2 separate regions of the Homo sapiens genome follow, and region 2 is linked to region 1. The links are chromatin loops, found by intact Hi-C in ENCODE. Cell type or tissue: PC-9. All regions are shown on one strand. Each heading gives the region's core, and the rest is flanking DNA. Links, peaks and the distances in the headings are about the cores only. Region 1 overlaps LOC105374286 (a long non-coding RNA gene). Region 2 holds the start of LOC105374287 (a long non-coding RNA gene).

What was found. A loop is a pair of places that touch in the nucleus more often than their neighbours do. Peaks named below come from ENCODE experiments on the same cell type or tissue, not always from the same donor. Only the 100,000 strongest peaks of a DNase experiment are listed, where the experiment ranks them.
Region 2: a loop joins it to region 1, with 5 times the contacts of the local background. A loop is called at or near these places in 3 of 110 quality-filtered maps.

The regions. Positions count from the first base shown.
Region 1 is chr3:193,876,988-193,893,713 of GRCh38, reverse strand. LOC105374286 (a long non-coding RNA gene) reads right to left here. Exons shown (of 5, transcript XR_001741076.2): 2 at 16,624-16,726; 3 at 14,462-14,605; 4 at 12,679-12,823; 5 at 11,974-12,186. Among named protein-coding and RNA genes, the nearest start is that of LINC02038, 41 kb to the right of the region's middle. RefSeq lists an enhancer at 9,682-10,881. In PC-9, for the core only: no CTCF peak of the experiment used is centred there; DNase peaks (open chromatin) are centred at 7,103, 7,663, 9,983 and 10,413; H3K27ac peaks cover 5,142 bases.
Region 2 is chr3:193,935,547-193,952,272 of GRCh38, reverse strand. It overlaps LOC105374287 (a long non-coding RNA gene), which reads left to right and starts at 9,708. Exons shown (of 2, transcript XR_007096293.1): 1 at 9,708-10,606; 2 at 12,309-16,726. RefSeq lists enhancers at 8,113-8,763, 7,584-9,245, 9,419-9,713. In PC-9, for the core only: no CTCF peak of the experiment used is centred there; a DNase peak (open chromatin) is centred at 9,612; H3K27ac peaks cover 538 bases.

The DNA of each region.
Region 1 (16,726 bases), core at 3,495-11,494:
ATGCCTGGCTAATTTTTGTATATATTTTTAGAGACAGGGTCTTGCTATGTTTCCCAGGCTAGTCTCGAACTCCCAGTCTCAAATGATCCTCTTCCCTCAGTGTCCTGAAGTGCTGGGATTACAGGCATAAGCTGCTATGCCCGACCACAAGGTGAATTTTGGATGGATTAAAAAACCAATATGGCCGGGCGCCGTGGGTCAGGCCTGTAATCCCAGCACTTCGAGAGGCCCAGGCGGGCGGATCACGAGGTCAGGAGATCAAGACCATCCTGGCTAACATGGTGAAACCCCGTCTCTACTAAAAATACAAAAAAATTAGCTGGGCGTGGTGGCGGGCACCTGTAGTCCCAGCTACTCGGGAGGCTGAGGCAGGAGAATGGCGTGAACCCGGGAGGTGGAGCTTGCAGTGAGCCAAGATCATGCCACTGCACTCTGGCCTGGGCAACAGAGCGAGACTCCGTCTCAAAAAAAAAAAAAAAAAACCATTATGGGAAAGATAAAATTATAACACTATAAAAGAAGCCAAGGAAGAAAAGGCAAGAGAATAATTTATGACCTTGGGATACGGAAGATCTCTTAAAGAAGAATCCAAAGCACAAATCTTATGGGGAAATATGGATGAACTTGACTATAGCAATATTAAATTTTTATGTCCTATGCAGGACACAAAAGATAAAGGTTCCACAAAGGATACTTTAAGTAAACGGCAACAGATAAAGAGAAGATGCTTGCAGTGCCTTAAACTAATGGGAGTAAATGGAATAGACAAGAAACCCCTGTAGACAAAAAAGAAAAAAAAAAAAGAGAGGGAACCCAGTAGAAAAATGGTCAAAGATTATGAGCAGGCAAGTCACAAAGGCACAAGGAAATTTTTAAAATCAACAAGTAAGCGAAGAGATGCCAACCTCACTAATAATCAAAGTAATGCAAAGTAAAATGACAAGATTGTATTTATACTTACTAAATTTGCCAAAAAATAGAATATTCAATAATAAATACTGTTGATGATGTGAGGAAATAGGAACCCACAAACACTGCAGGTGCGGCCATTCCTGAGAGCAGCCTTAATGTATTATATGCACTTAACTGACAGACCTGTGTGACCTCTGACCAGCTCTCACTGCAGGGGCGAATACCATGGAAACTTTCACAGAAGTCAGAGTTGTTTGGTTTCCGAGCACAGAGCTGATGATGACCTCAGGGACCATCTCTGGGGGAGGGGATGCATTAATCAAATGAGGTGGGTACCTACCATGGAATCGTTTGTGGTAATCAGAAACATGGAACTAGAAATGTAACACCAACATGAATAGATCTTAATAAAATGATTTTGTGTGAATGAAAAGAAACAGAATGAGATATATGCTCTCAGTCTCCCACTAGAGCGGCTAAAATGCAAAAGTCTGGCCAAACCACGTGCTGGTGAGGATGTGGAGCAATTAGAACTCCCAGATATTGCTGGTGGAAATGCAAAATGGCACAACTACTGTGGACAACAGTTTGGCAGTTTATTTTAAAAATTAAACAGCTGCCTATCATATGATCCAGTCATTCCCCTCCTACATATATGCCTGAGAAATTAAAGCATATGTCCAAAGACTTGTGTAAGTCTTTTTTTTTTTTGAGACGGAGTCTTGCTCTGTTGCCCAGGCTGGAGTGCAGTGGCACTATCTTGGCTCACTGCAAGCTCCGCCTCCCAGCTTCACACCATTCTCCTGCATCAGCCTCCCGAGTAGCTGAGACTACAGGCGCCCACCACCACACCCGGCTAATTTTTTGTGTTTTTAGTAGAGACGAAGTTTCACTGTGTTAGCTAGGATGGTCTCGATCTCCTGACCTCGTGATCCGCCCGCCTCGGCCTCCCAAAGTGCTGAGATTACAGGCGTGAGCCACCGCACTTGGCCTGTAAGTCTTTTTTTTTCTTTAAAGGTACTCAAATGTGTCAACTTTATTGTTTCTATATATACACCTTTTTTGTACTGAAAATTGTAAAAATAGCATAAAGTTTGCTCGTATTGCGATCCAAATTTTTGAAAGCCAGAAAATCTAATTAATATGCTTTAGGCAAACTACCCATTGCTTTCTTTATCTACAAATAACTTTGCTTCAGTTTCTTTTTTTTTTTTTTGAGATGAAGTCTCGCTCTGTTGCCCAGGTTGGAGTGCAGTGGCGTGATCTCCGGTCACTGCAAGCTCCTCCTCCCGGGTTCACACCATTCTCCTGCCTCAGTCTCCTGAGTAGCTGGGACTACAGGCACCCACCACCACGCCCAGCTAATTTTTTGCATTTTTAGTAGAGACGGGGTTTCGCCATGTTAGCCAGGATGGTCTCGATCTCCTGACCTCATGATCCACCCACGTGGGCTTCCCAAAGTGCTGGGATTATAGACGTGAGCCACCGCGCCCGGCCTGCTTCAATTTCTTGATGTTGGGTTTCATCTTACTGACTTTGGGCTTCTAAAACACATGGGAATACTTACATCCTCTTGGCTTCTTTGAGCCAAATCAAACAGTAGAGCTAAAGTTATTCGAATACATTCAAACTACACAGATCCCTTGTAAATTACTAGTATCATGGTGGGAAGGAAAAGATACAAGAAGAAAAATGCATCCTAGAAGTATTTCATGGAGTTCATAGAAGCTCCATTTGTAATCGCTAAAAAACTGGAAACAACCCAAACGTCCATCAACAGAGTGATTGGATAAAAACTTGTGGTATATCTATACAACAAAATACTACATACAAGTAAAAAGAAATAAACTACTGAAACACACAACACAGATGAATCTCAAAATAATTATTTGAGATTCAATTATTATTGAATCTCAAATAATTATTTGAGATTAATTGAATAATTAATCTCACAATAATTAATTGTGAAAGAAGCCAGACAGAAAGAGTACATATTATATGATCCCATTTCTATAAAATTCTAGAGCAGGCAAACTAATCTATAGTGACAGAAAGCAGATCAATGTTTGCCTAGAGACTTCAGGGTCAAGGCACAGGGGGCGTGGGCAGGGAGGAGAGGACAGCAGGGATTACCAAAGGACATGCGAAAACTTTTGGGTGTGATGGATATAGTCATAATCTTTATTGTGGTGACTGTTTCACACATGTGTACATATATCACAACTCATCAAACTGTATACTTTAATTGCGTACAGTTTATTATATGTCAGTTATACCTCAATAAGGCTGGAAACAAAAAGTGCTCTGGGCAAAGAGTCTGGTGACTTAAGTTCTGCTTTTATTCTGGGCCCAAGTTACCATGTCACCTTGGCCAAGTGACCCAACCCTAAGAGGCTCGGGTTTTTCACCTGTGCCCTGGGAGGTTTGGGTTAGATCGTTGAGTGGTAAGAGCAAATGCTCTCAGGGGCCAGGAAGGAAATACAAATGAATGACATAAGCCAGGTTCACCGCGGAGAGGGGTAGAGACAGGTAGAGACTGTGGCTACCTGGAGAGTGTTGCCTCTGCCCAGGGGGGCAGCTGCCAATCAGCTTTGGCCATTTGCTGCTTAATGGAATGTGGGCGGTGATGCTCACGCTTCAGAGTCTTTAAGAGAAACCACAGCTCCGGATTCCTCAAATGAAATCTTCCCGTTATCAAATGTAGATAATTAACTTCAAAAAGTTAAAACACTGTGCAGGCCAAGGCCACACATGTGCAGACGAGACCCAGCCTGAGCCCCACTTGTTTGTGGCCTCTGCACTCTGTGATGCGTGGGGATGCTCTTACCCGACCAAGAATCTCTTCTCTACTTTTAGCCAAAGTTGCTTCCCTAATTCTTTTTACCTATACTTCACTAAGAAAAAATGTCCATCAATGCCCATTTGCAACCTGCCTGCTTTCCATCTACCATTCGATCTATAGAGTGTCTTAACTCTTGGTAGACTTGAATTCTTATTTCTTCAGTTTGTGGAGGAGACATTCTGGGCAATCTTGCCGAGTTAAAAGAGGCTAGTACCTACCAAAAAGAGTCGAAAGCAAGGACTCCATCAGATATTTGGATACCAGTGTTCAAAGTGGCATTATTCACAACCACCAAAAGGTAGAAACAACCCCAATGACTATTGACAGATAAATGGATAAACAAATGTGGTACAGTACAATGGAATAGGATTCAGACATAAAAAGGAATTAAATTCCGCCACATGTTCTACCAGGGAGGAACCTTGACAACATTATGTTAAGTGACATAAGCGAGACACAAAAGGGAAACTATTGTGTGCTTCCACTAGGTATCCACGAGAGACCTAGAATCGTCCAAGTCACAGAGACAGAAAGTCAAATTCATGGAGACCAAAGGGAGGAGGCATGAGTTTCCTGGGCGCAGAGTTTCAGTCTGGGAAGATGAAAGAATTCTGGAGACGGATGGTGGTGATGGTTGTACAACAATGTGAATGTACTTCATGCCACTGAACTCTATACTTCAAATGGCTAAATCGGTATATATTTATATATATTTATATACATATATATAATACATATATATTATATATGTATCCCAGAACTTAAAATTATATATATATTATATATACATTATATATTATACATTATATATTATATATTATATAATATATATTATACATTATATATTATATAATATATTATACATTATATATAATATATATAATGTATAATATATTATATAATATATATAATATATTATATAATATATATTATATATTATATTATATATTATATATATTATATAATATATATAATATATTATATATTATACAATATATTATATATTATATAATATACACTATATTGTATAATATAAAATATAATATATTATATAATATGTATTATATATAATATATAATACATATTATATATAATAATATATATAATATACAATATATATTATATATTATATAATATAAAATATATATTGTATATTATATAATATAATTATATATTATATATATAATTTTAAGTTCTGGGATACATGTGCAGAACGTGCAGTTTTGTCACACAGGTATACGTGTGCCATGATGGTTTGCCACACCTATCAACCCATCATCTAGGCTTTAAGCCCTCCTGCATTACGTATTTGTTCTAATGCTCTCCCTCCCCTTGCCCCCATCCCCCGACAGGCCCCAGTGTGTATTGTTCCCCTCCCTGTGTCCATGTGTTCTCATTGTTCAACTCTAAAGTGGTACATTTTATCCATTATTTTTTTTTGTATAAAAAGGCAGGACACGTCTGGAATTTTCAGATCCGATGATGTAATATAAGAGGCTTTCTTTTCAGCACACTGTGCTAAGGAGCCACGGCTGGAGCTCCCATTGGCACGGTGTCTCTGCAACTCCCTCCTCAGGCTCCTCACACACCCGGGGACCCCCTGTGAGTCCCTAAGCTGCTCTTAGGCTTCACCCATTTTGCAAAGTGGGTCTTGGCCCCAGCTACACTTTGAGAGCTTTTGAATAGTACAGATACCTGGGCCCCACCCTTGGAGAATCTGAATCAATTGGTGTGGTGGTGGAATCCGGTCTCCACATTGACTCAGAGCCTCCCGGGTTATTCTAATGTGCAGGCAGAGTTGAGAACCACTGAATTCTGTTCTGAAAACATCAGCAAGACCTTTCATGGATATTATAGGTAAGTAAATCAAAACCGCAGCAGACGGTGCTGAACAGATCCATGGGGTGAGCTGTTCTGGGGAGGCGGGTTTATCCCGGGAAGGGTTCTGCAGGAGTGGGTGGGCCTGGAAGTGGGAATATCTGTACCCCCATTAAGAGGTAAGAAATGAGCAAGCCATAGTTAAGGAGCGTGTTTGTTGGGAGGGAGGAGAAACAGGGTTAGGATTAAGTAATAAAACGTGAGACAAGAAGGCCTGCAATTCCCAGGTGAAGCGCTTGGAGTCTTTCTATTCCTGGGAGCAAATCTAACACATGGGAAATATTTGCTTCTGCAGAGAACTTCTTAGATTTCACTTCTAAGTGAAATCAGGTAAGTCAGTGGTAAGAAAAATCATAATACAAGATTCTCTAAATAAGAATCTACTTAACCTGCTGCAATTCTCTGTCAAAATATCCTATGCCCCAGTCTCAAGGTAGGATTTCATTCAGAACCGTATCTATCCCCACAAAACCACTTGAATGAAGTTAGGTTTATTTAATTTGGTGACTTGACCGAGTCAGCTTGTTGAGGGATTGGGGATGAAAATCTAAAGGGAAAATACTGGACTCGTGTAAATTTAGACTCCTTGGCTCTGTCATTCTAAATGTTTTATGCAACAAAGTTGGAGAATCAATCCATTGCTCCAACTGGTTCCTTTTCCTAAACAGCATCTTCTCCAAATCTTGTCATAGAAGTGGTGGTAGTGAAATGACTGTCATGTGCAAGCAAATCATGAAAACCTATCAGAGCATAATTTTTAAAAATCAAGAATGAGAAAGGTGCTCTGGAGGGAACAAAAGTCTTTATTTCATGGAAACAATTATGTGATGCTCAGAAGTTGATCAAGGCTCTGAAAGTCACAGTGCATGGGATTATCCATCTTACTTACCTGTAAGTCACGTCTCTGTCAATCTTACCTGCTCACGGGAGTTGGAAACTGAAAATCATAACAATATCAATAACACTAGCCAACTTATATTGAGGGCTTGCTATGTTGCAGGCGCTCTTGTGCACTTTGCATGTATCAAGATCCTTAATCCTCACAACAACAGCATGTGACAGGTACTATTTTTGCCATCTCTAGTCTAAGGATGAGGAACCTGAGATGTAGAGAATAATTTCGATAATTTACCCAAGGTCACATGGCCAGTAAGTGGCAGACTGGATTCAAATCCAGCTGTCAAGTTATTTTAGGTCAGAGCCTGGGCTCGTCATGTACCACTATTACCTTGGAAGAAGGAAGAAAAGGTAGAAACAAACACTTAGTAAGTGTTTATTAAGTGCCAGCTATTTTATACATTATGGTGTCGTTGAACCCCTACCACATATCCTTAGCCTCATGTTACAGCCACTAGGAAATGTGGACAGAGAGTTTAATGACTAGCTAGCAAAAGGCAGCCTTTATTTGTCTGACCATACACCTGTGCATTCTTCACTAAATAATGAAATTTCAGAGTAGCATTCATGCAAGAAAGCATGCTTAGGGAAGAAAGTCTCTTGCTTAGAGTTTCATCCTTTACTTAGTGCAGTTTTAACCAGTTTGCCTATCTGCTTTCCTTTTCAAAGCCAGGAAGTGTATGTGGGGTGGGAGCAAGAGGGAAGGTGGGTGAATTGCTGGAGAAATAAGTTTAATAGAGAAAATAAATGTCCAAGAGATGAGGATTATTAAACAAGCAGTATCCTAGCTATCCATCTTTGACTTCTTTGAGTGGAAGTTTTGGTTAAAAGCTATATGCTTTCTTTAAAGGAATCAAAGAAAGAGGTTGGATGAGTTTGTTAGCAGCAATGAATCTATACAGGTCTGTAGCAACCTCAATTCTTGATTCCTCAGAAGAAAGAATTTGACCGGGGGACATAAGGCAAAGTGAGACCAAGGCAAGTTTTATAGCAGGAGTGGAAGTTTACTAAAAAGTTTTAGAGCAGGGATAGAAGGAAGTAAAGTACAGTTGGAAGAGGGCCAAGTGGGTGACTTGAGAGATTCAAATGTGCTGTTTGACTTTTGACTTAGGGTTGTATAGTTTGGCCTGCTTCCAGTGGGGTGTGTCTGTTCTCCCCTGATTTTTCTCTTGGGGCGGACTGTCTGCATGTGCAGTGGGCCTGCCAGCACTTGGGAGGGGCCGCGTGTGCGGTGTTTACTGAGGTCGAGTGCATGCTCCTTGGAGGCATTTTTCCCTTACCAGTCTAGGGTTCCTAGATGAAGGTCACATACCAGTTAAATGAAGTCCATCGTTTTACCTCTCAATGCACATGCTTGAGCCCACTCGCCCAACTCCTGAGATCTTATCGGGAAGCTGCTGCCTACCAGGTTCGGGTGTTTTCTTTTCTTTTCTTTTCTTTGTTTTTTTTTTTTGAGATGGAGTCTCACTCTATTGCCCAGGCTGGAGTGCAGTGGCGTGATCTTGGCTCACTGCAAGCTCCACCTCCCGAGTTTGCGCCATTCTCTTACCTCAGCCTCCTGAGTAGCTGGGACTACAGGTGCCCACCACCACGCCTGGCTAATTTTTTTGTATTTTTAGTAGAGACGGGGTTTCACCATGTTGGCCAGGATGGTCTTGATCTCCTGACCTCGTGATCTGCCCGCCTGGGCCTCCCAAAGTGCTGGGATTACAGGCGTGAGCCACCGTGCCCGGCCAGGTGTTTTCTATCTATTGGGAGACTGCCTTTCCCTGGTGCTGGGTGCGATCAGTTATTATTTTAGGGAGCAGTGGAACAACTTCCTGACCATCACCTGATGGTTGTCTGACGTTCCTGGGGTGGGGGTGGGGGTCTGCCCTGCTTATGTCTGCCTAACTACCTACTGTTAACAAGTTAATCAGATAAATTTAGTAAGCTTTCAAAAGTTTGTATAAAAATAATCCTTAGTTAAATTTAGAACACAAAATTAAGTTCAAGTGAGAACTTTTCTAAACACAGAAAACAGTTTTAACTCTTCAAAGAATACATTGCCACTTACTCTAAACAACATAATATCAATACAATTGTTATTCCAAGATTATTAAACATATATCAGAAGGTATGCAGAGCTCAGATGGTACTTGTGGGTATGCCTGGGCTTGCTCTTTCTTTCTTTGTCTGCCTGGTGAACTTCTCTGCAGACTCAAGGACAAGGTCTTCGGGACTCTTCTGAGAAGTCAGCCCTACTCCTTCTCCTCCACCCGTCACTGCCCTGCAGTATTCTGGAGCTGTGGTTCTCACACTTTAGAGGACATCAGAATGAGGAGGGCTTATTAAAACACAGATTGCCAGCGCCACCCCAGGAGGTTCTGCTTCAGTAGTCTGGGTGGGGCTCCAGGATCTGTATGTCCCACAAGTTCCCAGCTGACTCTGCTGCTGCTTGCTCAGTGACTACACTTGGAGAACCACTGCCCCAGAGAAAACTCCTCTCTCGTCTGTGCTGCCCTGGCCTATTCAGTCATTTTATTTTGACTTGGGCCGAGCAGAGAATTTCTGTATCTTCTCAAGGGTCTGTGATCTTCTCGAAGAGAGAGTCCTGTTTTCAGGCCTTGGAGAAGGGTAATAGCAGAGAGTTGAGGGGCTTCCTGGGAGAGGGCTGTGGCTGATCCAGGGCTGAGGAGTCTATCCAGTAACAAAGGTGTAGTCACAGGTCTCTGAAAACTGCATCCCAACCCCAGTCCCTGCTGGACTCACAGGCTCAGTGGAAAGTAGAGAGCTGTAAACACAGAGGTAGTTAAAAAAAAAAAAAAGTAATGGCAGAAGCTGCCCTCTCTGCGACCCTGTAAGAAAGCATGAAACGAGGCAGAGAAGCGTCTTTTCATACTCCCAGACAAACCTCGCTTTTGTCATCCCAAGGAATTTAGGCCATTACTCACAATGCCTGAATGAGATGATGGTGCCCGACAGAGCCGGGCATCATCAAGGGCTGTGCTGCCCAATCCAGTAGTCATTGGCTACATGTGGCTGTATGTATGTAAATATAAATTACTTAGAACTAAAGAAAACCACACTAGTTTCATTTCAGGTGCTCAGTGGTCACAGATGGCTCACGGCCACCCTGCTGGACAGTTCAACTCTAGGACATGTCTATCATTGCAGAAAGTTCAGTCGGCTAGCACTACTGGAGGGACTTGGACAATGATGCCGCAAGAGCAAGATGGTACACAGGAAACCCGATGTAACGTGTTTGTGCCCCTCTCCCTGCATGCTGTTCTGTCCAAGAATTTGCAAAGACTGGCATACCCCACAGAATGATGCCTGGGAGCATATGATGCCTCTGCTTCTCCTTTTTCCTGTTCTCATGAGCCAGAACTTTAGTGCCAAGTGTGGTTGGGGTACCCGTGAGTCAGAAGAACACTGTTGGAGCTGAGAGTAGGATTGCCCCTGGTCAGGGGTGAGTCACTCTCTGGACTCCAAAAGGTCCAAGGGTCCTTAACATGGGGCTGAATGCCTGCCCAATGCCAAGGCTGTCGAGTCATACTTTTTCTTTTGTTCTTTTTTTTCTTTTTTGGAGATGGAGTGTTGCTCTGTTGCCTGGGCTGGAGTGCAGTGGCACAATCTCAGCTCACTGAAACCTCTGCCTCCTGGTTTCAAGCAATCCTCCCCCTCAGCCTCCCGAGTAGCTGGGATTACAGGTGCCCGCCACCACGCCTAGCTAATTTTTGTATTTTTAGTAGAGATGGGGTTTTGCCATATTGGCCAGGCTGGTCTTGAACTCCTGACCTCAGGTGATCTGCCCGCCTTGGCCTCCCATGGTGCTGGGATTCCAGGTGCGAGCCACCACGCCCAGCTGAGTCATGCTCTTTCTATTTCGGTCAGTGTTACTTGTGCCTCACCTTGCTTCTTCTGCCGCAGGAACCTCCCCTCCCCTCTCATACGCAGCGTGCATGCCTTTCTCTTGTCATTGCTCTTTGAAAGACAGCCTATGCATTTGAGTTAGGATTTGGGAATTTAAAAGGATGGCAAGTGAAAAAGCAGAGTTGGGTTATCTGGATCAATGATAGAGTCTCCAAGACCTGGTCTGGGGCTCTATATTCAGTAATGAGGTTTCCTAGCCTCCCCTGGTGACACACCCAGGTCTGATAAATCTCTCACCATAGACAAGTTTCCCAGCAGTAGGGAGCTTAAATGTTCCTTTACCTAATTCTTCCATAACTCATCATAAAATGGGAAAAAAAATTCTAATTTCCTCCTGGCTGGCTAAAACCTAAGAGAGATGGAAGGAAAAGGTGTTCCAGGGTGCTTTTGAGGTTGCACGTGGACCTGAGTTTTAGCAGATGGGCCTTTGCCTGCCTCTGCCATGGGGGCTCGCAGCTCCTCAGGCCTCGGTATCACAGAGGTCTTAGTCAACGGGTGGGTAACAAAACATGGACGCTGCTTTGGCACACAGGGCACACTGAGGGGAGGGAGAACAGTGTAAGAGAAGCATGCTCAGCCAGATAGTTGAAGGACGTCCCTCGTAAGCCCAAGCTGTGCCCACAATTGGGCTTTTAAAAGGTCTAGAATGGGTGGTGGTGGGCAACCAGAAGTTTGTTTGTATGAGAGCCAGGGAGATTAATTATTTTAAGAGGACAGGAATGAGGGCACTATAAGCTTGAATTGGTCAGTGCAAGGCCTAAGCTGGGATATGGGAGGAAATCCCACATGCATGGCGCTGTCTGCCAGTCAGGTTTGTCTCCCAATCCAGATTGTGGAGGGAAGGAGGAGGGTGAGAGCAGAGCTGCTACAGGCATCCTGTAAAAGCTGTTTGACTCCAAACTCCGTGAAACATGGAGCCCAGGCAGCACACTGATTGGGGAATTCTCTGGCCAACTGTGACGAAGTAAGATGTTGAGCAGAGGCATTCTTCCAGAGTTTCCCGCAGAACCCACATGGCTTTGGCCCTTGGAGAGCTCCAGGCCATCAGAGATGGTGCAGGAATGGGGTAGGAGACAGAGGAAGCCCTGCAGGAAGCCAGCAAAAACCTCACCTACCTTGAGAACTCAGCAATGCCGGAAGAGATTGAGATTCCTAGAGAATGGAGGAGCCGGGAACAAAGGAGAAGGATGGGATCCAGGAACAGGCCAAGAGAACCAGCTCGATGCTTCTTCCTCTCCCTTCTAGAAAATTCTGTTCAGAAGCCATTAGGTAAGGTAGAGCAAGGCAGGCCTCTGTAGCTGAGTGGGGAGGAAGTAGCGTGCCCAGAGCAGGAGGGTGGAGTCCACCGGGGTGAGATAGAGGCTCACACAAGGGCGGTGGTCCAGTGTGAGGTTGCCCATGTGGAGCGAGGAGGGTGCCAACATAGGAGGGGGCAGCCCAGCATGTGTCGGAGACCAAAGCAGGGTCCGAAGGGGGTCCTGTCCAGGGAGGATGTCCTGGCACGGAGACTCAGACCCTCAGTGGGGTGAGGAGGGGTCTACACAGAAGGTGGCCCAGGGCAGGATGGCAGAACTAGAGGGGTGAGGAGAGTGTCTATTGCAAGGGCACCTTGCGCTTGGAGTCAGTGCCCTGGGGAAGTGGGAAGGGCATCCACATGGAGGGTGGCCCAGGGCAGGATGCTGCTGTCCAGGCAATGGAAGGAAGGTGTCCTCAGGAAGGGTGGTACCGCATGAGTGTCCTACCTGAGCAGAGAGAGGAAGGTGTTTCAGTGACCGGCAGGGTGGCTGAGAATCCCACTCTGCTTTGTGTCCTGAGCCTCACAGAGCACAAGGCATTTAGTAGCTGCCCAGGTAATGGTAATTGTTAAATGGATGATGAAATAAATGAGAAAAATCTGGATTCAACTCTCATCTTGACCATATATTAGCTATGGAACTTTGGATATGATCTTCATCTCCATCAGTGGGATACTGTGTATGAAACTACTCAGAAAAGCTAAAGGAGCTGATTTTACTCCACCTAACAGGAAAGAAGGCTCTGCCATTCTTTGCTGTGCAAGCGTTCCTCATATCAAAGAATGGCAGAGCCCTCTTTCCCTTTGGGTGGAGTAAAATCAGCCTAGCCTTCCCTTAGCGGGTACCATGCTGCCCAGCCTCAGGTGCGTCCTTTGTGAGGTGAGAAGTGTATGGAGCTGCTGAGTGATGTGTGGCTACAGTGGATGCGGAGAAACTCACCTGCAGGGAGAGAACAGGCTGTGGCCATTGGTGTGCAGGCCTGTGGACTTTCCGCATGCGTTGTTCAGCTTATTCAGCCTTGGTGGTCTCTGAGATCTATGGCAGTGAGCGTCTGCTCCCTCTCACAGCAAACACCACACTTTCACTGAAAAATGAGGCTATTAGTCTTGTTCACAGAGCACCAGGATCCCTCCCAGTTCTTTCATGTGTTTGTTTGTTGTTTTTTGAGACAGAGTCTTGCTCTGTTGCCCAGGCTGGAGTGCAGTGGCGCAATCTCAGCTCACTGCAACCTACGCCTCCTGGGTTCAAGCAATTCTCTTGCCTCAGCCTCCCGAGTTGCTGGGATTACAGGCGCCTGCCACCATGTCTGGCTACTTTTTTTGTATTTTTAGTAGAGACATGTTGTATTTTAGTGGAGATGTTGGCCAGGCTGGTCTTGAACTTCTGACCTCAAGTGACTATGGTTCTACAATCCGAGTTCTCCTGTTGGACCAGTCGAGTGACCTTGGGCAAATAGCCTCCTGGCCTGGGCAGCTGAGGACAGTGTGTGAGCTGTGTTCTGAGGCCTCAGGCCTCAGAATTTCCCTCCTGACACTGTGGGCCTGAGCAGACAGAAAGGACAAACTTCCTGCCCAGAGCGTGTGGTCTGAAGGTGCCTCGGAGACCCTCTGATCAATCTTTGACCCCTTCCCCCACACACACTACAGCAGTTACGTGTCTGTTAAAATACACGTTCATAAAAGACCACCTACTAAATAATTTTTAAGTTGTTATTCTAAACCAAACTATTTTGAACTTTTGTAAATGCAGTTTTTATTTTTAATTAATGACATTATCTTTGCAGCCCTGAATCAGACTTTCCTGGACACTTTTGGGTGTTCTTATCTGCATCAATGGGGCCTCAGTTAGCATTTTAAAGGTGACATTGCCCCAGATTTTATCTCCACCAGATCTTCTCTTCTGAACTGCAGATCCAGATATCAAACGGCCTCTTGCACATAATGACTTGGCTATCTCTCAGGTCCTCCCTGTCCACAGGGTGGGTTCTCAACTTATCAACTCCCTCCTCTGACACCACTCCTCCCCTGAAAGGGTCCTCCCACTCCCCTCAGAGAACAGCAGCACTCACAGCAGTCAGCCCCTAAATCCAGCTGATCTTTGTCTCCATTGCCAATATCACTGTTCCAGGCACCATCCTCTCTCGCTGGTATTACTGCAAACTGCCACCCAGCTGGTCTCTCCACCTCCAGCCTTGCCACGCTGCCCCCTTGCCCCGTCCATGTCAGACTCTACCACGCTGACCTTTGGAAAATGTAACTCTGTATGCATCACTTCCCTACTGAAAACTCTGATAGGTCACTATGCCCTTTAAGATAAAGTCTGAAATCCTCAGCAGGGTTGATAAGCAGCTCTATGTGGGACTCGCTTTTCCAGGTTAGCAAGGGACTTCCCTGATTTTAGCACTGAAGTCCTGAATTCTCCTTAGTCCTTGGCAAACTGGATGGCTCACCACTCCCCTCTTCTCCTCATTCCTCTGCCTCACCCCTACCCCACACTCACCCTCTGTCTGTCCCCTCAGCAGTCTTCCTCCTGCTACTGTGAATGGTCTCTGCCCCAGCCCCTTTGCTTTGTAACTTTGAGATCCCCCTCCTAGTCTCAGTGGGCAGATGGCTTCCTCCATGCTGTCTCCTGGACACCCCGGGTCAGGTGACTCGCCCCTGCTGGGTGGCACTCTTAGTTCCCCTTGTGGCACTTAAATGCGTTATTTCAATCACTGGGTTACCGGAGGTCTCCTTCCATGACTGTAGATGCTGCAGGCAGAAGCTGAGTCGTGTTTGCCCCCGTCATCACCTGTTGTCTGGCACAATTGCCTGCTGCGGATTTCAGTGGTGATTTTTAGGTGAATCGTGATGCACCCAGGCACAGCCTATACACAGAACGTTGTGTTTATCTGTTATCTTGGCTCTGAGACAGGCAGTCTCAGAAAGTGAAAAATAGCTGGTTTATAAATACATGATAAAATGTTGACAATCACTCATAATTAAGTAGACATACATTAAAATAATAACGTTCACTTTTTTCGTTGAGACAGAGTTTTGCTCCGTTGCCAGGCTGGGGTGCAGTGGCATGATCATGGCTCACGGCAGCCTCAAGCTTCTGGGCTCAAGGTATCCTCCTGCCTCAGCCTCCTGAGTGGCTAGGACTATAGGCACATGCCACCAAACCCGACTAATTTTTTTTTTTTTTTTGTAGAGATGGGTTTTACTGTGTTGCCCAGGCTGGTCTCAAATTCCCAGCCTCAAGCAATCCTCCCTCCTTGACCTCCCAGAGTGCTGGGATTACAGGTGTGAGTCACCATGCCCGGCCTAAGGTTCATTTTTTACCTACTAGATTCATAAAGGTCACACAATGTGAAGAAGCGGAGGACACCAGCAGGCGCTCTCCTCCCTGGGGTAGAAGCATAAATCTGCGAGAACCCTTGAAGAGTAACTTGGCAATCTTTCCTAAAAGCTTACCTGTACATAGTTTTTTTTCACAGTTTCACTCCTAGAAATGTATTCTACAAATACTCTTAGAGATTTGTACAGAAAAGAGCAAACAAGAATATTCAACACATCATTGTTAGCAATGAAAATAAAAGGGAAAAAAATACCCTACCTATCCATCAAAAGGAAACTCGTTAAATAAATTAGGCAAGTCCTTCTAACAGAGTATTATAAAGGAATTTTTTCAATGAGGTAGATTTACATAAGGTTATATGAAGCAATCCTCAAAGCAGGGGGAGGGGGCAGGAAATGAAAAAGGTCTACAATTTGTTTATTTTTGTTGTAATTTTAAAAGGAAATATGCACATGTGTTAATATGCATAAAAATATTTCTGGAAGAATACACAAGAAACTCGTAGCAGTAATTACCTCTGGGGAGAGAGACTGGGATCTGGGATAGGAGAGAAATTTATTCATTCTATATTCTGTCTTAAGTGTTTAAATAATTTATTACAGGCATAAATTCACCCTTTTTTTTTTTTTTTTTGAGACGGAGTCTCGCTCTGTCGCCCAGGCTGGAGTGCAGTGGTGCCATCTCGGCTCACTGCAAGCTCCGCCTCCTGGGTTCACGCCATTCTCCTGCCTCAGCCTTCAGAGTAGTTGGGACTACAGGCGCCTGCCACCACGCCCAGCTAATTTTTTATATTTTTAGTAGAGACAGGGTTTCACCATGTTAGCCAAGTTGGTCTTGATCTCCTGACTTTGTGATCCGCCTGCCTCGGCCTCCCAAAGTGCTGGGATTACAGGTGTGAGCCACCATTCCCGGCCATAAATTCATTTTTCAATACTACAAAAAGAAAACTCCGTGTTTTTTTTTTTTTAAAGAAGAAAAAAGCTAGCTAGAAAAAAGCATCTGCCCGAGGTTCTAGCAATTTTCCTTCCTTCCTTCCTTTTTCCATCTTTTCTTTTTTTTCTTTCTTTCTGCCCATGCTCTCCTCCTTTCTAAGAAAACTGTCTTTCCAGAATCTTCTAACAATATTAAGTAATAAGATTAGACTAGCTCTTCGTCTCTGAGCTGGGAGTCCAGGCTGGACTGGGTGAGTTTACCCTTGCGTGAGGCTGAGTGCTAATGTCTCTCACTTACTAATGGGGTACCTTGCAGCCTGCCTTTCATCCTCCTGCCCACCTTCTCCCCAGCCATGTCCTGGCATCAGCTGCAACAGATCCCAGCTTCTCACTCCTCCCACTTTCTGCTCAGGGGCTCCTCTGCCACCATGATGTGAGATGCTGAGGACACTCATTTTGTCATTGTGATATGTTTGGAAACCTGGCTGTGGGAGAGGGTTAACAACCCCCGGGATGACCTGTGATCCATGGGGTCATCCCTCACAGCTTGCTAGGGGTCCCCAGCGGTATCGAGCTCCAGTTTCTCACTGGCCTGACCAGCTCAATAATTTACCTTGGTTGGCTTGTCCTCTTTCCGTTTGACTCTTCCGAGCCTCTCACTCCTGTTTCTTGGGATCACTTTTCAAAGTAAACCACCATGTTGTGCTAGGCTCTGC
Region 2 (16,726 bases), core at 5,831-13,830, 56 kb before region 1:
AAGGGGGAACCTCAGCTTCTAAAGCCCATACTCCAAAGGCAGTTGATAATAATCAGTCAAGTATTAGGGATCCCAGGTGCTGTCACCCTCAGGCCTTGTTTGATTCCCAGAACAAACCTGTGAAGAACAGAACCTGGAAGCATGTCACCATTTTATAGATGAAGAAGCAGAAGCTCAAAAGACAGGGACTTGTCCAAGCCTGTACAACCAGCAAGTGACTCAGCAACGGAAAGAATGCAGGTTTCCTAGTTGGCCACACTGAGAATTTGGTGCTTTGACAACTATACTTCATCTATTGTAAATTTTCCAGCTTCACACAATTTCTTTTATTTACAAAAGTACTAATTATTATAGCTAATCTCTCCCTAAGGAATCACCCACTGAGGGAAAAACAAGAACACCAATGTAGGCACATCTAATGGCCTTATATTTTGTTGCTCACTTATTTCCTGTATACTTAGTTTTATTTGAAACTTAATGTTGATTGGATTTGAGAAGACTGTTCCCCACAGGATATTTTCAATTGTTAGAAAAAAATAAAATAAAGAACACCACCACTGAACAGTTTCTCCCATGGTGCCAAGCTGTCTTCCATTTTGGATTTGCTTTCCGTGTAGCCAGTAATCACCCCAGGACTGCCGACCTGGGCTCCTCCAGGCACAAGAGCTGAAGGGTGCCCTAAAGAATATTGCCTCCACATCTGTACTCTTCCATCCTCTCATCTTACCACGAGCATCACAAAGAAGCCTCTCAATCACCCACTTTCTGACAGATCAGCATGGGTTTAATCCCAATCAGAGTATCCCAGGGCCAGCAAGATGGGGCTGTCAGGAGGCCCACCCTGGCTAGTCTGAAGCCTTTGACTGAGTAAACACAGTCTGAAAGGGAACTGGGGAGCTTGAAAGTAAAGCTGTAAATGATCCCTTCTGTGATTCTTGGCCAATTATTCCTCTGGGGTGGACCAAAGTGGGGGAAACCAGAAGAGAAGGTCCCTCTTTGCTTTAAACAAAATATCATTACACTTCTAGCATCTTCCTTGTTTGGGGCATTTTCCAAGTGAAAGTTCATTAGGGAGACACGAAAGCACGTTCCACTAATATCCATCAAAGAGGGGTTCAGTTTCAAAGCGCAGAAGAAATACAATAGCGTTGAAGCAAACTACATGAAAAAGATCTTATGCGCCTGAGAAGCGAAAGAGAAGCAGGGACTGGTGACTTGGATTTTCTTTTTTAAGCTAATCTTTATTTGGGACAAAATATGTAAGTCCAAGGAAAACGAGTGTCTCCTGGGCACTCTCTTATTTACATGGGGCGTCTTGAACTAAACATTTTGAAATGTTTATAAATGTTTGGGTTTCCTCTTCCATATTTTCTCTGGTTGGCACCAAAGCTGCAGGGCTTGGCATGTCCTCACGCTCGGGTCTTCCCCTCTGTGGCGACAGTTACTGATGAGCATTAATCTGGAGGACACACAGAGACAAGATGAAGTGCAGACTGGAGCCCGGGGATTAGGTCCTTTGGCGAATAAAATGTAAACAGGGGATGTCTGAGAGGTGAGGAGTGGAGGGGCTCATTAAAGGCCTGGACTTGGGATCAGGGTGGCTCTTTGTGTCCGTCCTCAAGCCAGCGAATGGGCTCAGATGCTGGTGAGCACTAGTCAGGCCCCTGGCTCAGCTGTTGGTCTGAACAGTGCCAGAAGGTCCTTTCCTTAGGCTGTCCAAGGGTGTTGGGTAGGTCCCGGGATGACACGCTGCTCGTTCAGGCCAGGGAAGGGGATGCTTGCCCTCACATCGAGCTTTTTGCTGAGGAAACCCTTGCTAATCTCTCATTCAGAAATGCTCCTTTGGGGAGTGGTTCCCTTCCATTTCAGAAGGACCTATCTCCCTTGACTGCCCCTGGGAAAGAGTAGATGTTTTCAATGCTTCCATCGTGTGCACTGTGAACTTCTCCAAAATAGTTCTTTCAAAGTAAGGTTTTGGGTGAACATAAATGAGAAACTCTAACTCCCCAGGGGAAAATTTACCATAAGAACTCAGGCTTCGGCCTCAGGTAATATTGAATCTGGGTTTCCAGCAGTGAGATTGAGAATGTGAGGCATGCCAGCAAGACAGACCCGTCCTGATTCTGCTGCGAGGCCCGGCTGGAGGCCCACCCAGTCTGTCTGAAGTTCCCAGGTTCGTTCTGGGGAGTCCTCTGAGAAGGGTTTCTCAACCTCGACACTACTGGTCTTCTCATCAGTTGCAGGGACACGAGGAAGCAAGTTATATAGTTTGTTTATAATAGAGTAGTTACTATAGGTTTGGAATCAAAGATATGAGGTCACACCCCAGCTTCCATTGCTCAATTTTCTCACCTGTTAAATGCGGATAATATCACTCACCTGAGAGAGTAGTTATGAAGAATAAATGTGGTAATGTGTGCAAGTGGCTATTTATCAAATGCCTGGCACATAGTACATGCTAACTAAATGGTACGTTTACTACTTCCTAATGTGGACTTTTCAGAGAAGCGTGTGGATGGGGGCATTAATATTTAGGGAGCACTCTCTTTATAGTACACCTCCTATGATTGCTTACATGGAAAGCAGGGAGAATAGACCCTTTGCTCCTCAGGTGTGGGCCAGCTGTCAACTTAAGGCGATGCTGGTACCTGGCACCAGAGGCTGAGTGTGGAAAAAATGAATGCTACCTGTTCCCTTTTCTTAGCTGTAATGCAAAAAGGCTAAAATGTTCTATTCTTTAGTGATCTCTTCATTGATTCTTAATTGAGGTAGTTACTGTGACATGCTTTGGCAGCTGAGATTATAGCTTGAAGTTTATGAAGAGAAAAGACTTTTATCTTCACTTATGGCTGAGTCTTGGATCTTACCAAGTTGCCTATCCAGGTTTGGTGGTCAGCAGCCAAGCTGCTCCCCATGCTTCTTCCCCTAACTACCAACATTCCTTCACAACCCTCAGCATTCAGAACTCAAGCTCTCAAAGCCTGGGCGAGAAATCCTGAATTATCCTGTTGGTCAACTTAGGTAAAGTGAGAATAGTTAGAAAACGTAAATGAGTGAAACAGAAGGAAAAGACAGTGAAATAACCATTCATTGATTAATTCCACAACCATTTGGTACCATACATACTGCATGCCAGCTACTGGTCATGGTGCTAAAGTTACAAAGATGAACAAAACTCAGCCTCTGACCTCAAAAATATAGTGGCTGCTTTTTGTTCTGGGTGCTGGTTGAAATTTGAAAACATTTGGCTGGTTGTATACTTAAGATTTGGGTGGTTTTTGATGTATGATATTCTTCATACATTGTGTGTTTAGTGGCAGACACAGACACCAGAACAGGTGATTCTAAGTGCTAGTTACAGATACACCCAGGGCATTGTAGGAGAATAGGGGTCCAGGTGGGAGAAGCATGTTGGGTCCTGGAAGAGATGCTAGCATAAGCAAGGTTATGGAGGAGAAAAGACACCAGGGCAGGAAACTAGGAAGAGCCCCGTGTTGCTTGGCACATAAACTGTGAGGCAGGAAATGATGAGCATGGAGGGTTGAAGAAGGACTGGGGGTTTTATGTCTATGGAGGGTAGACTCTATCAGGTGGACAATGGGGAGCTCTGGGCAGGTGTCAGCCAAAGGGAGGAAGTGGTGAGATGTGCATCTTAGACACAGTTGGCAGAGGTTGGCTCAAGGCCAGGGGCACTTTTAATCCCATTGCCATTTTCCAGATGAGAGATGGGTGACAGCTTGAACGAAGATACAAAATTTCATGCATAATATGCATGTACACACACACATACTCACACACATCTCCAACGGCTGCAATAAAAGAAGATTTTCATATACCATACGATTCTACAGAAAATCCCATTTGAGTCTGGCAGACATAAAGGTATAATTGTCTAAGAGGAACTCATTTATCTCTTAAAACTTTTAATATCTCAAGATTCGGAGTGTGAGTTCAATGTCTCCTATGTCAGATATAAGCAGCACACATGAGGGCTGGGTGCGGTGGCTCATGCCTGTAATCTCGGCACTTTGGAAGGCCGAGGCAGGTAGATCACAAGGTCAGGAGATGGAGACCATCCTGGCCAACATGGTACAAAAGTACAAAGGTACTAAAAGTACAAAAAAATTAGCTGGGTGTGGTGGCATATGCCTGTAGTCCCAGCTACTTAGGACGCTGAGGCAGGAGAATCGCTTGAACCTGGGAGGCGGAGGCTTCAGTGAGCCGAGATCGCGCCACTGCCCTCCAGCCTGGCAACAGAGCCAGACTCCGTCTCAAAAAAAAAAAAAAAAAAAAAAACCACATATCTTGTATCTTTTGTATTTTTAGGGGGGAAGAAATTTGGGAGGAAGTCATTTTTTATTCTCTCAGTGGTTTATTTGCTGCTTGTCTCATCTTTGAAATATTTTCTGTTATCTACTTTACTGGCGAGACTCTAGTCCAGGGAGTGAACACTCTGGCTTAGCTCATCTTTTCCACCTTTAGCTATTCACTTCTTTTCTCATATGTTCCAGAAGAAACTCCCAAGTAGCAAAATTGATGAAGAGACTTTATCGCCTCTGCATAACCCCAGATTGCCTGACGTGTTTTCTCATGTCTTGTTCTTTTTTTCCTCGCTCTTGTCCTCCAGGTTTGAGTGCAATGGCTTGATCTCGGCTCACTGCAACCTCCGCCTCCCAGGTTCAAATGATTCTCCTGCCTCTGCCTCCCAAGTAGCTGGGGTTAAGGTGCCTGCCACCACACCCGGCTAATTTTTGTATTTTTTAGTAGAGATGGGGTTTCACCATGTTGGCCAGGCTGGTCTCGAATTCCTGACCTCAGGTGATCCGCCCGCCTCAGCCTCCCAAAGTGCTGGGATTACAGGCATGAGCCACTGCGCCTGGCCACATCCTGTTTCTTTAAAACAGAAGGCTGAAAGGTCTAGCCATCTATCCAAGAACAATGGCCAGCCCCTCTGTAGGCAGGCTCTGAGAGAGACGTCGATGATGCCAGACTCTCAATGGGGAGGGTAAGTTTGTGAGTGTGGACAGCGGTCTCATCGGCTGCAGGGAATTTTGAAAGAGGGATGGGGGACTGCAATGACTCACTATATTCTTCAAAGCCTTGCCTGTACACCAGGTGTAGGAGAGAAGAGGAGGTGGTGACAAGTACATGTGGTCATCTATCCAAACTCTCATGTTTCAAAGGAACATTAATTTCATTGTCCCCAGAGAGGAGAAGTAAATAATGAGGTATTGTCTAAGTCAGGTTGTTTCCTGCTGGAAGCTAGAATTCTGCAAAGTGTTGGACTTCGATCTAGACTTGGCTTTAGGTCTGTATGAGCCACTTGTGGGGAGCGTGGCTTTTGGCAAGTTACTTTACCTCTTGAAAACCCATTTCCTCTTTGTAAAAATGGGATAATAGAGCATGTCTTTTTGCCTTTAAAGGTTATGCAACATGCACTCATATGTTAATTGCTGCACTGTTCACATAGCAAAGACAGGGAATCAACCTAGGTGCCCACCACTGGTAGATTGGATCAAGAAAATGTGGTACATATACACCATAGAATACTACACATCCATAAAAAGAGTGAAACCATGTCCTTGCAGCAACATGGATGCAGCTGGAGGCTGTTATCCTAAGTAAATTAATGCAGGAACAGATAATCAAATATTGCATATTGTTTCTTAGGCGTAGGAGCTAAACACTGGGTACTCGTGGACATCAAGACGGTAATAGAAACTGAGGACTACTGGAGGGGGAGAGGGGGACAAGGGTTGGAAAACGAACTATTGGGTACTATGCTCAGTACCTGGGTAACAGGGTTAATTGTGTCCCCAAACCTCACCATCTTGCAATATACCCAGGTAATAAACCTGCACACGTACCCTCTGAATATAAAATAAAAGTTGAAATTATAGAAAAAATAAAAAAATAAAAAAGACTGTGAGATATTGGGAATGGAAATATTTTGGACATTGAAGAGTGCATTTTGAAAATAATGCTCTAATGTGAGAATTTTCTCCCGAGCGTTAACGAACTCACCACAGAGGCAACCTTGGTTATAGTGAAGGGGTCTGAGGAACAAGGAGAAAGTACACAAGATGCTCCCTCAAGGAGGCAAGAGTATACAACAACGTCTTGATTGATTATCCATTTTAGAGAGATCTATGGTAAATGCTCACGGGCTTTGTCTGGCCCCTCCGCATACCTCTCTCTTTGCAGAGTTTTGGAAACTCATTTCCACCCTCGCCAAGGCAAAAACACACTGGAAAGTGAAGCTGAGATTCAGTCATATTAGAAGGGGGCACTGGCCTCAGTACCCCCACCTGGGTTTGGGTCTCAGCTCTGCCCTTCTCTCCCTGCAGGCACCCGGGTAGGAATCTTCCCTCTCCGGGCCTCCGTTTCCCATCCGTATGTTGGTTAGAATATTATTAAGGTCCTTTTCAGCACTTGAAATGGATTCTGTGCTGTCCCAAGGCATCCAGTCAATCCCAGCTTCTAGTTGCTGCAGTGACTGGGTCACTGGTGCAGCATCTCCGGTCCACTCACAGCAGCAGTCAGGAACTTATGTTGCTGTGCTGATTTTCTGGTCCTCGTCCTGTTTCCTCACAGTGGCATGACGGATCGGACATGCCATGCGACTGCATGGTGGCTCAGCTTTCCTGGCATGCAAGAACGTGCAGGGTGCATACAGATGCCATGTTTTCTAACCATCGCAACTTTGAGGAGGCAGCAGGAGATGAGGCTTAGGAGGGAAGTGATTGCTCTACACAGCAACCCACGGTGGTGGGAAGAGGGGTCAATTGTAAAGTTGTAGGCCACCGGCTGAGACCTGCTGAGTGATGAGCATTACTCAGAGAGTGGGTCCAGTTCCCATTTTAGACCCAAAGTAAACTCTCCAGGCTCTGTTGTAGTTGGCTAATGGCAATCCCCAAACCACAGGCTCCAGAGATATGAGCCAGTGTTCCAGGAGAAGCCACCCGCAGGAGAGGGGAGGATGAAGGGAGAGAGCCTGGCTCAGAGTCCTGTGCTTTGGGGACTGATTGCTTCAGATGGAGGCATAGTGCCTCCTTTAGTTCAGGGTTCAGTGCTAAGATCTCAAGCAAAATCCAATCCACGTTCACAGATGCGCATATGGGAAGGGTGTTGAACTCGTTCTCCCCAAAGTCAACATCAAGAGAACCGAGGGACTGGTGGAGTCACTTGGAAGTTCTTCATTCTTTTTTTCTCAAGCTCAGAAAGACCAGCATACCACTTAGAGGCTTGGTTTGGACAGCTCTCCAAACCCCTGGTCAGATTGCTCTCTTGCAGCTAAAACACAGGGTTAGCTGAATTTTCTTCCAGACTTCATTGCAAACGATTATCTTGGCATATTATCTGTAACATTTCCTTTGGAGAGTTCCTCCATGTTAGAAAACAAAAAGTTTGCCATACCCTGTGAATGACTGAATTAAGAAGTAAAACCTCAAATCAGTCAAGATGCATGAAGATTTGAGTGACTTGTGAGCATGAATTACATGACAAAGACCTCATGAGGATGCCACGGCTAGGAAAGACGAGACCGTAGGATAATGTCGATCTGGATGCCTTTGCGACTTGTGAAATCTGAGAGCCCCACCTTGACGAGTCACCTGTGCAATCCCTTGCCCTAAGGTACGATCATACTTGAATCCTCAGTCTTCAGACTTTGTAGTCCTTGAACACACATGCACAGAAAATACACATTTGTATGCAATATTGCACCCTCCCCCATAACTCACTGCAATTAGGAGTTGAATTCCCCAGTTTGCTGGACTAAACTTCGAGACCCAGCAACAGGGGCTCTTGAGAAGGAAAAAAGGAATTCCACACTGGTGAGGTTAGGGCTGCAGCCTTTGAAGCGAGATGGCTTCGTGGAGGCTGCCTGCTTTAGAAACGGCTGGGTCCTGACGCTCTCAGGGGGGAGCTGGGAGAAGCGGCGTGGAGAAAACCACTCAGAAGCCCGGAAGACTGGAGCGGGCGCTCGCGCGGGGCTGGGATTTGTGTAGTGCTGTGGGTTTTACCTTCTGAGCACCCCATCTGCCCTCTCACAGGCACAGCAAGGGCCCTATAGTTGCTCTATTCTCCACCCATCTCTGAAAACTTTCCTTCTCTGATGCTACTTCAAAGCCCCCTGGGAAAGCCAAGTTGCCAATTAAGCCTCTTTGAGGCAGGTTCTCATTCCTTCCCCACTAATTGAAATGTTACTCCTTTTACTAAACCCATAAACCACCCAAACACAACGGTCTTCCTCATTTGCATTGTAACAATGTCCCTAATGTGCTTCCAAGAGCTTTACGTAAAGGCGAACCTTTTCTCCTCTCCCTGTATGAACGGTCAAAAGCAATTCCGAGGCAAAGGCCTTCATTTCCATCCCCATACAGCTGCTCATTAGCTCAGGTGGAATAAATTCCTTTTATTCTGGATTCATTTCCCAGGATGATAATGTCTTTTTTGTCTCAGACCAGTGTTCCCAAACTAGGCCTTAATTGCTGATAGTAATTGAGTTAATACATATTTACAGCAGGGTAAGGTTAAAGCAGTTCTCCTGTAGTTTTACTGGAGACATTTGATTTAACCTGCAATAAAATCATTAACAAGTTGTTCAGTGTTCATTCCGTCTGTCCTTTATCTTGTCTGCTCCTTGGGAAAGCTGGGTGAAGGCAGATGGCTTTGGCGCAGGCTCAGCTCTCAGGCTGCAGAGACGAGAGTGCCCAAGTCTCACCTCCTCACCTCCGGGTCCTCCTGTATTCAGAGAGAAGGACCTCTCCCACTGAAAGCAGATAGCCCGGGGCAAGGCTATGCAGCTCCCCAGGCGTCCAGCCAAGGAGCGCAGGCGGGAGGATGAAAGCCCATCAAAGCCACAGGGCTGGGCCAGGCTCTTGAATCAGCTCCCATCAGTAGCTCCGGCCCAAAGTGGCCCACAGGCGAGGCACCGAGCCGAGGTGTCAGGCAACGTGGTAGTCCTGGCCACTGGTGCATGCCTAGAGAAATGGGCTGAAAACAGGGTAGGAGGAGGGACCAAGGGCCGAGGGCAAAGCCAGGGAAAGCCAGGGAAAGCCAGGGGGTTTCCAAATTACACCCTGGGGGGCCTGATGGTTTGCTTGTGAAAAAGCCTTCTTGAACCTTCTCTCTCACCTTCTCATAGACAGGGAGAAATGTGGAGGCCTCCTTATCCAGGGGTTCCAGGCCTCTGTATCTACTGGAGTGAAATTGGCTTTACCCAAAAAGTGAGGCTGGCTTGAGTGCACTGCAGGCTGACGGCTGCTCCCTTCCTCCCTCACTTGCCTCGCCTGGGCCTCCGGCTGCTTTTCTATTCAGAAGGAGCCCAGCCTGAAATAAATGGTCCTGACTGGCAGAGATAGCTGGCAGTTCCCTAGAATCCCCACTGTCACGGGCTTCCTGGGTCCACAACTAGATTATACTTTCTAGTCCCCTTTCCAGTTAGATGTGGCTGCGTGACAGACTTCCAGCTAATGGTGTTTGGGCCAAGGGAACAGTGACACAGGCCATCTCCATGCTCTGCTCTCACTGGTGGCCTGGGGAGAGCAAAGATGACCCTGGGGCAAACGTTGAAAGCAGCAGAGCTGCGGTCAGCTCAAAAATGTCAATCATGAAAGAACTGCTGTCTCACCCTTCCCTGTGAGTGAGCATGCCATAAATGTCACTGTACACTTAGGGGACTTTTTTTTTTTTTTTTTTTTTAGATGGAGTCTCCCTCTGTGGCCCAGGCTGAAGTGCAGTGGCACGATCTCGGCTCACTGCAACCTCCGTCTCCCAGGTTCAAGCGATTATCCTGCCTCAGCCTCCTGAGTAGCTGGGATTACAGGCTCGCGTCACCATGCCTGGCTAATTTTTGTATTTTCAGTAGAGACGGGATTTCTCCATGTTGGCCAGGCTAATCTCGAACTCCTGACCTCAGGCTCTCCGCCCGCCTCATCCTCCCAAAGTGCTGGGATTACAGGCGTGAGCCACCGCACCCGGCCGAGGACTATTTTTTGTAGCGGGGAATCTACTAAACAGTCTGAAGTACACAGCACCATGAACCGGCATGGCTTTTGCCTAGAATGCTCGTCCACCAAGACTTTACCTGTGCACCCCTGAAGACCCGCTGAAATTCCAGCCCAGCTCTGAAGGCTTCCCATGACCAGAGGACACACCAATCCAGCCTTACACTGTGATTATTCCTGGTCTCCTACCACAGCCGCCTTTGCCTACCTCTAGGCAGATTGAGCCAAGCAGGAATCAGGCCTGACCACCTGAGTAAGATTTAGAAACTGAGCTTTAAGCTAAAAGCCTCAAAACCAAAGGTGGTTCCTCAGAGACTATGATTTTCTAATTCGTCGTTTTTGAAATCAGGCTCAAGAACCCGGGATGAGGAGGAAAAACACGAAGCTGATTTCTGGAGCAATTTGGCATGTTGGAGAGAGATGGCCCGTTCTTCTTACAGACGAAGAGACTGAGGCCCAAAAGCAGGGAGAGGCGAAATCAGCGCCCAGGCCTCCTGCCTCTCAGCCTGGGGCCCCTTCACTGCCTTCTTTAAACCTGACGACAAAAGCAAGGCAGGTGGAATGCGCTGGTATCAAGGCTCCCTTCACATCTCCTGGTACATCCTTTTCCTTTCACCACAACGTGCTTGTCTTCAGTGCACCCTGCTTCAGTGTTCTCAAATGGTATTCCCAATCGCCTTCCATCTCTATGTGCATTTCATGGCAAAGTTCCTGGTGCTGACACTTCCCACGTGAGCCTACTGGGAAGTGCCAACATTGTTCAAGGAACATGAACACGCGATAGAGAGGATCAGGACAGGCAGGAAACATAGCAACAGCGAACCTCTATTTCTTTGTAGCACCCTTCTCTTCGTGGGAAGAGAAGAGCTTGGGGAGGGATTCCATCTCCTATTACGGAGAAATAAACTGAGGCTCAGAGAGGTTGGGTGATTTGCACAAGTCTGGCGTGTGCATTTCTTCTTTTTGTTTTTTTAGATGGAGTCTCACTCTGTCGCCCAGGCTGGAGTGCTGTGGCTCAATCTCGGCTCACTGCAACCTCTGCCTTCCGGGTTCGAGCAATTCTCCTGCCTCAGGCTCCTGAGTAGCTGGGATTACAGGCATGCGCCACTAGGCCCAGCTAATTTTTGTATTTTTAGTAGAGAGGGGGTTTCACCATGTTGGTCAGGCTGGTCTCGAACTTGTGACCTCAGGTGATCCTCCTGCCTCGACCTCCTACAGTGTTGGGATTACAGGTGTGAGCCACCGCGCCTGGCCCATTTCTTCTGATTCCCATTCCAGTGTTCTTCCCATGGAGGAGTCTGCTATCAGAAGGAGAAGTTTCTCTTTTCTATGTCATAAAAGAAAGCGACACCAGGCTACAGTTTGAAGCTATATTTTATCCTTTAAAATTCAATCAACCATATTTTCACTAATTATCTCCCAAAGCAGAGGCCTATTTTCCAGTGTTAATTTCTTAGAGTCTAGAGGCGTGCTGATCAGAACTTGAAATCTGACCTAACCTGTGGGTTGACCTAGCTTTCCACAATGCAGCGCCTCCGTCAGCGTTTTTCCTCATAGTTGGAGCTGGTTCAAAACCCACGTTTTCTGCTTTCACATCCTTCCTTGCAGCAAGCTGCAGGGGAATCAGGAGCCTGGATGCTTGGCTCAGGAGGGGTCCGTAAGGCCATATAGTCCAATTCTTATTTTACTACTGGGGGGCCATAAGCCCACAGCAAGCCTGTGGCAGGGCATGGGGGTCCCAACTCTCCAGCAGAAAGTGCTTTATGGGAGAATGTGGGAGATGGAATCCCAGATTGGTTAATTTTCCATAAAGGAAAAGAGGAATAAACATTTTCTTTAAATCCCATAACCTAGAACAAGGAGGAGGAAGCTACCCACATCCACCATTTTCCTTTGGGAAATATGTTGCATGCCACCCTGTCTACACATTTAGAAAATTGTCACTTTTTCAGATGTCGATGCCTGTTTTCCCCTCGCATGGCTGCCTGCATCCTTCGGACTCACCTCTTCTGTTTTGTCAGCAGTTCTTTTTCTGTTAGTGAGTGTGTATTTGGGGGAGCGGTGGGAAGGGTGTGCATGGGTCGTGGGTGGGGTGACAGTCACTCAGACACTGGAGAGAGAGGAGAGAAAGGAGAGGTTGACAGGGTTGGCACTGGAAGTGCCTACCAACAGCTGTTCTTCAGCATTTATTGCATGCTTTGTGTCATGAAGGAATCTTGCTTCATATATACATACTGTATAATTCACTAGGTTCTTTTTCCATCTTTTTTATTCTTAAAAAAAATCTTTGGAAAGCAGAGACCTGGAGAGCAAGAGCTAACATATTGGGAATACTACAATATTCTACATGATATGCTTCTCATTTTCACATAGAAATGAGAAAACTCTTTCAATCCCTGACAATGGCACGGGACAATCATATCTTGATTGTCATGGTGAGGAGGTCTACGCTCAGAGGAGGACCTTGTCTAAGATCACACAGCTAGTAAGTGGCAGAGGCAGGATTCGAACTCAGATCTGTCTGAGTCAAAGTCAAATTTCTTTCCACAACATTAAACTGCCTCCTAAGTACATAGAACTGTTAGCAAAGAAGAGCAATTGTCCCCAGTTTATAGCTTGAGAAAATGGAGTCTGCAAGTCTCAGAGAAGAATAAAGTCCTATAGTTTCTAATCAACAAAACTGTGACTAAAATTCCAACCTGTGTTAAGTGAAATGGTAGGTACGGGAGAACTCCAAGGTATGGCCCCACCCTCAAGAGACCAGCCATCCATTGAGACCTGTGACTGCTACTGGTGTCTCAACAGGGAATGGTTCCGAATGAGTGCGTTGGTGAGGCACAGGTTGGGTGGTATAAATAATGAAGGCTGAAGAGTCTGAGGTGGTGATCAGTGCTGAGTCCAGACTGCTGCCCTGTCTGCATATCTGCTAAAATGGTCTTTGCTGGAGGCCATGGATCCTCTTACATTATTTATCAGAATCTCTTATCATCTGGAAATAAGAAAACCCAAATCAATTGTTGACAAACATTTTGCAGTAATTGCATCTCCTTACTAAGGGCTGGACTATCTCTCTTTGAAGAATGAAGCTGGAGAGTGTAATTGCTGGTCAGTTCTTCTCCTCACAATGACCTGAGTAAAGACTCTGAGGCCAGGGAGAGTGGGAGCCTCTCCCCTCAATGTTACCTCCAAAAGGAACAGGGGATAAATACCCTTGTAAGACAGTTGGCCTCATTTTGTGGATGTGAATTCAATGGCTCACAGCTCCATTCTACTCATCCTGGCTCCGGCTTAAGTTTTAAAAACTAATTCTCTCTGCATTAATCTGAAAAGATCCTTCAAACAAAAGCTCAACATCTGAGTCTATTTACCGAGTGTGCAGCTGTGTCAATTGGCCAAGACAAAGCGAAGGCTTCCTGGTCAGCCCACAATGGGCGGCAGGTAGTCTTGCAAACAGAGAAACACAAGGCAGGGGCCTTTCACGAGTCAGCAAACCTCCTTCCAACAAGGAAGAGCTGGAGCAGAGGGGTCAGGAGGATGGAGTGCCGCCCCACCCCCACTCTCACCAGCACACAAGTGGGACTGAAAGGTAGGATCTGTAAGCCCATCAATTAGGGCTATTAAAAAGGTAATTAGCCCTCTTCTATGGAAACCAAGGACAGAGATGTGAAAAGGGGGACATTCATTTCCATGTGGTTACATTTTAATGTGACCAGTGCACTTTAGTCATGAAACGAGGTGCTATTGTTGAGAATATCACTTGGTTGGTCTTAATGGGAAGGTGCTACTAAGTCAGTTAAGGAGCTATCTTACATTTAGAATAGTAGCTATTTTTAATTCTTGAAAAAAATATTTTTCTGCTATCAAACTCTAGATTCAAATCAAATGGCCAGGTTTGGGAAGCAAGGGAGGAGTTGAGAGTCATTTCTTTTCTAGTTTCCTTACCCAAAAGAATTGTGGCAGGAAATGAAATTTTAAAATGTCAACAAGGAATAATTTGTCTTGGATTCTGAGAAGTGTGAAATTTAAAATTAATGTTTCTGTTTCCTCTCTTTTTAGACGTGTGTGGGTATTTCGGTAATAAAGCCCAAGAAAGACAGAAAATGAATAGAGGAAAGATCTTTGTTATAATGAGATTTGAAGACAGTTATTCAAACGGACCTAAAGCATATGATGCTCTGTGCAACACTGGCCCCGTTCACAATGAATGCACTTACACGTATTTACATTGCCTCTTTCTGTGTGTGTGTGTGTGCGTGCATGCACGGTGGTAGCAGTGGTGGTTGTGTATGCACACCTGCAAGTAAAGGATAATTTAATTTTATTTCTCTACCATCTCATGCTCTCCTTCCCCATCACTACTCCCGCTACTTTTTTGAGGTAAAATTGTGCATACAATGAGATGCAAAGATCTTAAGAGTACAGTTGGGTGTATCACATCCCATTAATCCACATAGTAATGAAGAGATACAATATTCCCATCACATCAGAAGTCTGCTGCCTCCATCCAGTCAATACTACCCTCCCCAGGCAATCACTGTTTTGATTTTTATTACTATGGATTCGTTTTGTCTGTTCTTTAATTTCATATACATGGTATCAAACGGTATGAATAGTTTTGTATCTGGCACTTTTCACTCAAAATATTACTTTTTGAGATTCATCCATGATGTTGATTGAGTGTATTAGTAGTTCATTCTCTTTTATTTGTAAGTAACATTTCATTGTATGACTATACCACAGGGTATCCATTCTTGTGTTGATGGACATCTGGGTTGTTTCCAGTTTCGGACTATTATGAATAGAGCTGCTATAAACATTCTTGGATAAGACTTTTTGTGGGCATATGTTTTTATTTCTCTTCGGTCATTATCTAGGAGTGAAAATGCTGGCTCATAGATTAGATGTATCTTTAACTTTGTAAGAAACTAAGAAACTGCTAAACAGTTTTTTAAAGCGGTTCTACCACCTTACACTTCTAACAGCAATGTAATGAGTTTCAGTTGTTCTGCCTCCTTACAGACTTGATGTTGTGAGTCTTTTTAAATGTAGCTGTTCTGATGCGTATTTAGTAGTCATCTCATTGTGGTTTTAACTTGCATTTCTCTGATGACTATTGATGTTGAACTCTTTTCTTGTATGCTTTTACCATTCCCATATCTTCTTTCATGAAACTTCATTGAAGTCTTTTGTCCATTTTTATTAGTTTATATTATTATTAATTTGCAAATATTCTTTACCTTTTCTGGATAAACTATCTTCTAATACACAGGTATTGCAAATATTTTCTCTTGGCCTATGGCTTTCATTTTCATTTTCCTAAGGGGTCTTTCTGATGAGCAAAAGTTTATTATTTTGATGAAGTCTAAGTTTTCACATTTTTATTTTATAGTTAGTGTTTTCTGTGTCTCATCTTTGGGATACAGAAAAAATCTGTAATCTTTGCTCTACTCCAAGGTTGTAAAGACATTCTTCTGTGTTTTCTTTTAGCAGCTCTTTAATTTTAAATTTTGTGATTGAACTGATAATTCATCTCAATTAATTTTATATGTATGGTATGAGGCAAAGATTGAGGCTTATGTTTCTCCCAACATTTATCCAGTACTTCTAGAACCATTTGATAGACTTTCCTTTTCCCCGTTAACTGCTCTGATGCCTGCATCATAGATCAGCTGATTGTATCTGTGTGGTTCTATTTCTGAGCTTTCTATTCTATTTTTTTTCTTTTTGGTCTGTCTTCATGCCAATATCACATTGCTATGATTTTTGTATATTTTTTAATGTCTTGAAATCAGATATTGGGGCCCCTTGAATCTTGCTCTTTTTTTGAAGATTCTTTTGGCCATGTTAGATATCCTTTGCATTGTTATATAAATTTTAGAATCAACTTCTCAATTTCTACAAAAAGCTTGTTAAGATTTTGATTGGTTGTGTTGAGTCTGTGAATTAGTTTAGTAAGAGGGAAATTTAATGCCTTAACAATATTGAACCTTTCAATGAATGAATATGCTATTTCTTTCTATTTATTTGTTTTCCCTTATTTTTCTCAGCAAGATTGTATAATTTTTACTGGCGAGGTCTTGCACATCTTTTGTCTAACTTACTTCTGAATATTTTATGTATTTTGATGCCATTGCAAATGACATTTTGAAATTTTACTTTCTAATTGTTTGTGGTTAGTATGTCATAATAGAATTGACATGTGTGTATTTAACCTTGTAGCTTGTTCTGTTGCTAAATTCCCTACCTAGTTCTAACAGTGGCTTTATGTATCTCTTAGTATTTAATGTATGTATATATATTCACATGATCTGCAGATAAAGAAACTTTTACTTCTTTCTGTCCAATCTTTACCCTTTTTATTCCACCTTATTGAACTAGCAAGGGGTGCCAGTACAGTTGCTAAACAGGCAGTTAAATTACTGATGATTTACCTCAGCATTGTGGAAGGTGTGTTAAGGTTTCTTTTAGCATGGGTCTATTTCTTATCCTATGGCACAGTCCTTTTTCCTAAGGCATGGAATTTGCGGTGTGAGGTGCTCACCTAAGTGTCTCCCCTCTGCTTGGCTGGCATTCCAAAGTCTCCCAACCCTCAGGACCTCTGGTGTTTCTATTCAGGTTTCATCCCCATTATATCTGTTCTCTAATAGGCCTAGTGGAGTTTTACCCTGTGCATGTAGAGTCCTGTTCTCAGCCAAGAACCCTGGAGGACTGCCTGA